Linked DNA regions of Homo sapiens: region 2 is linked to region 1. The links are chromatin loops, found by intact Hi-C in ENCODE. Cell type or tissue: PC-9. All regions are shown on one strand.

What was found. A loop is a pair of places that touch in the nucleus more often than their neighbours do. Peaks named below come from ENCODE experiments on the same cell type or tissue, not always from the same donor. Only the 100,000 strongest peaks of a DNase experiment are listed, where the experiment ranks them.
Region 2: a loop joins it to region 1, with 3 times the contacts of the local background. A loop is called at or near these places in 2 of 110 quality-filtered maps.

What each region holds. Positions count from the first base shown.
Region 1 is chr6:128,724,548-128,727,047 of GRCh38, reverse strand. No RefSeq gene overlaps it. Among named protein-coding and RNA genes, the nearest start is that of LAMA2, 160 kb to the left of the region's middle. In PC-9, CTCF peaks have their summits at 1,021 and 1,223 (motif pointing left); a DNase peak (open chromatin) is centred at 1,207.
Region 2 is chr6:128,366,954-128,369,453 of GRCh38, reverse strand. All of the region lies in intron 2 of PTPRK (protein tyrosine phosphatase receptor type K), which reads left to right. Among named protein-coding and RNA genes, the nearest start is that of PTPRK, 150 kb to the left of the region's middle. In PC-9, no CTCF peak of the experiment used is centred here; a DNase peak (open chromatin) is centred at 1,133.

The DNA.
Region 1 (2,500 bases):
ACTCTACTGATCCCACTACTGTGTCCAAAATGCCACTGTTAGAATCATTCATTTGAAATTACATCAGTATCTTCAGAAAATTCCTGGTAATTGTGCATTTCCCACCTCATGTTTAGGTGCTTTGGGGGCACTTATGCATGTGTGCTGTGTAACTGATATGCAGTTTTGTGGTTGGGTAGCCAATTCGGCACAACCTAAAGTTTAGGAATGTATTCATATATTCTGGTGTCTGGCAGCCTCAGTTCAGATCCTGCTTCTGGCATTCCATTTACATTACTGTGCCTCAGTTTCTTCACCTCGAAAATGAAGATGCGAAGCCTCTGTGCTTAGCAAATAAACATTTCATAACTGAGATTATTATCTTTATAATCTGGATGAATGAAATAAAAGATCAATGGGAACACTTTCAAAACAAGGAAAAAGTATAAGGGCAGAGGTAACTGTTTTTAAATGAAAGCAAAAACAGTTCAAGACTGTTGGAGAGAATTGTGATCTCTTTTAGAGCCATATTATGTGTGAAATAATCCAGCTAAGAAGAAATAGGGACAGAGTGAGACACCAGCTTCCTGACAAAATTATTAAACTTACCTTCAAAACAACTGCAGAGCAAATCTATGAACTAGTGATTTCTACTATGCAAATTCTTTGCATCATTATACATGGAAATATTCTTTCAACCAGACACTCACACACACGCCAAACAAAAAAGCATGAACAAACATTATATATTTCAGCATACACTTTTTATCTAAAATTTCATTCTCAGCTAACTTTTATAAGCCCATAGTCTGATATGCATAATCATTAAGTCCTCCCATTTCATTTTATGAAGACATTTGTACTATTTTCTTAAGTAAACTCAGTATCATATCTATAATACAGGTTATTAAATTAAAAATGCATTTTTAAATTTAATGGTTTCAAATAATACCCTATAAATAATACTCTAAAATGCTTATTTTTTTTAGTCCTACCTCAAGCTGAATAAATTTTTATTCTCAGAATATTTTTGCCCCCCAAAAGCTCAACATCATTTCCTCATTCATAAAATTTTGTTACAAATTTGGGCTTCAGGACAGGGCAAGGACAAAAAGCAACATTACTAGCACTCTTAGAGCCAAAGTCTTTTGCTTTTCTTTACAAAATTCCTTACTTTCTTTGGAGATTAATGGGCTGTCAGTGGGTTCTGGACAATGACTAAAACTTTAAAATAAGGAAGGGTGACCCCTAGCGTTGGCCTTTAGAAACCAAATTCATGCAAAGTTTCAACAATGTGGGGAAGAATTCAATAACATGCATTATTTTAAAAAGTCAAAATACTGAATTTATTTACCTTAATTGCCTTTAGACACATAAATCGCTATTATTTAAGATATCATTCAAATGCTTTAAGAGAATCTTTCAAATGACAACAATTCCTCCCACAGAAACTCCCCTTCACTGATGAAAAGTGTACAAATCAAAAATGAATAACATAAAAGGAAAAGGCACAAGATTTGCTTGAGTGAGCAAAGAGAAAACTAGTCAAGGAAAAAAAATAAAGGCTAAATATTAACTCCACATTGTACTGAAGATGACAATTCATACTTAAGCCGCAGCATTAGACTTCTGTGAAGTATTTAGTAAGGAAATCTTGAGAGAATCATTTACTTCCTTACTAGTTTTTGCCTCAAAAAATTTACCTTCACAAGCTCAAGGTCATTAGTCCTGCAGAAGCAGGAAAATAGTTCAGCTTAAACACCTGTCACTTGTGACAAAATGAATGAAATGAGAGGTCAAAAGTGACTTACTGCATCATTTGAACTCATTGTCACTCAACAAGAGGAGATTTTGGCAAAAAGCGCACATGCTAGGACAGGGAAATCTTACATTTGAAGGGAAATTCTTCCTGGAGAAAAAAAATATACAGTATGTAGGAAAGCCCTGACATTCTTTCTTAATAAGTTTTATTGCCATTATTTACTAAATCTCTTGACTGGAGCTGGCTTGGCACCAGCACAGAGCTAAGCAAAAATTAGACGTTTCATGCTCCCCTTTTGAGTCTCAGGTGCCAAAGTGGCATAAGAGACGCTTAGGCAAAGTTTGTGCTGAGGACAGCTCTGCCACTTCCTTGTACTTGTACGGACATGAGAAGAAACAGTACAGAATGATGAGGGAATTAAGCATGAGAAGGAATTGGAATATGGCGATGAAACTGCCAATTTAATATGGTAGGTGGAATTTAAAAGGACAATAGAAATTTTATATTAACAATAACTGAAGACACATCATCCATCATCCATACAACACGGTTAGTTCTTAGGATTTGAATTTATTTTCTCACTGTTCTACTGCTTCCATGAAAAGAGAGCCTTTTGCTTGGTGAGATCTTTACAGTTGGTATCTTATGCTTTCTAAGTGCCAGTTCTACCAGCAAACATTTTGTGTTAGTCATTTAAACCCTCCAAAGTCCCTGAATTTGGTTGCAAGTAGATTTTTCTATTTATTTTTCTCCTATATC
Region 2 (2,500 bases), 360 kb after region 1:
CTCCTATTTATCAGACCAGGATCTGATATATTTTGAATGTCTTATAAAATATCTATATTGTTCTTGTAAAATGTCTATCTATATTGTTCTTATATCTGAGGTTTTACCTGGGGTTCCCTGCCTTTAAACGTTATTTACATATGGAATATTTTCATTTTTCTCTTCAAAGTTAAACTGTACTTTGGAAAAGAGCTCACTCTCTATAATCATTACTGCACTTCTCAAAACTGCCACCTTTTCTTCAGGAATATAGAAGTGGGAAATGATTCTGTAAAATTTCAAGGAAAGAGTGGTGGGACAGTAATGGGGAAATAACCTCTTTCCCTTGGTAAAATGTGTAATATATCTTTTAAAGGCAGGAAACTTGACTTGTGAAGTGATGGTAGAATTTAAACTGCATGCAAAGCCAAGGCTCTTTAAAAGAACGTGAATTAAGTCAACTATGTAGTTTAGCTCTTGGGTGATTTTTTTGTTGTTATTGCTGTGTGTGTGTTTTTTTTTTTGTTTGTTTGTTTTTTGTTTTGTTTTGTTTTTTTAAATAGAGTGAAGAGTTTTATTCTTCTATAGCCTCTGAATAATGGAAAGACTTCCTGGTGCCTGAATTTTAAAGACCATTATTGTAGTCTATAATTGTATTGTACTTTGGAACTAGAGAGTACTGTAGAAACCTAGTCCAAATGCCTTACTTTACAGACATGGAAACTTAGTTGCAGAGAAGTAGCAGTACTTGCTTGGTGAAGAGCACGTAGCTACTTGGAGTTAAGGTGACAATTGTCATGGCTCACCCCTCACTCTAGGTTTTGTGGTCCTAAAGAGTTAAAGGAAAATAATTTCTGACTCAGATACTCCTCATTCCAGTTAGTAGCAATCTTGAGTTAGTAGCATTTATTTTGTGTTAAAAATAAATTGGAAGTGAGTTGACAGGAATGATAAAGTTTCATTGGGGGAAAATTAGGATTATTCAAAGGAAGCTCCAACTAGTCAGAGGAAGCAACCAGTAAAAGCAGGATCTTGGTCATTGGCCTCGTCACAGATTTGTCTGCACTTTGACGTTTTTTTTTTTTCTTTTTTAACAGAACAGTTTATTGTTAATACATCTCTCCTTTTATTGGAATTCCTCTTACATGAATGGATTTTGTTTTGTTTGTTTAAATAGAGTAAGTGTTGATCATGGCTCTATCCCTTTCTTTTCATCTTAGTTCCTCCTTCAGTTTATATTCTCTGCTCTCTGTCACCCTAAATTTATTCATTAAATTTAGTCTCTGCTTTCTGTTGTCCCTGTGTGTGAGCCTTTGCTTTTCATGTCTATATTTCAGTGAAATTGGGACCTGTTAATTTTCTGACACCTGTAGATTTAAATCCAGTGACTTACAAAACAAACTCAGCAATTTTGGAATGAGAGGACATCTGTGCATTTTGCATTATTTTTTATTGTGAACATGGGAAGGTTATGTATGCACATTAGAGAGTCAAATTTCAAAAATTAAGTACTGGATTTGCTTCATTTAATTGCTTTATAAAATTGAACTAACATTGTAAATCATTAAAGTGAGAATATTTTTTCCCGAAGGCTCTCTCAAACTCTCAAGTAGGACATTACTTTGTAATTTTTATAGTAGTTAATGGTTTCCATTTCAGTATTGCTATTATGTGCTAAGAAACCTGTGTTTGATGTAGGGACCTAGTATTAATGAGGCCCAAGTTAGTGGTTTGATTTATATATGAAATAATTTAGAAGGAGAAATGCTCTCTATCACCATACTTAATATTATCTTTTATTGTAGTATTGGCCTTGTGCCAACACTTGATTCGGAGATTAGTCAAAGGTCAGAGGTGATCATACTTGACGGTTTAGATTCTTTTGGAAGCTAAGAAAGCAAACTGTGCCAGGCCCGCCCTGAGACCACTTAAATTTAAGTGAGGGCCAGGGTATTGGTGTTTTTAAAAGTGCTGCAAGTTATGTCAGGTTGGATAATATTGGATACATTAGGTTAAGTCACTGAATTTGTCGATAGTTGGCTTTGAGCCTTCTACTACTTTGGGCCCAAGTGGGTATTCTAATGGCTGGTTTTACATACTCCTTGGATTCTAGAATCCTGTGATATTGGAAATCTCTCTTTAAGTAAATGCTGACAAACTGGTTAGAATTAAATGGGGAGGGTTTGGGATGGAGTCCTGGATAATTCAGCGTCGCCAATTGTCAGTGTTGGAAAACCAGCATGCAGAATATAGTAGAACTGCATTTAAATTAACCATACATCAACAGATATTTATTAAGGGCCTACCATATACCAGGCATGGGGTTAGAAAAGTCAACAGAGTAGTAGATTATTCTTCGCTTATGGAGTTTACATCCTTAAAGAAGGTGGCACATAGAGACCAAGGTACTATAATATAGTAGGTCCAACCCAGCTAGCTTCCCTGCAGTGCTGGGGCTGCTGAGCATCAAACGAGAAGTTTGCTTGGTGTTGGGAGCCTGTTTCTATGAAGATATCTATCT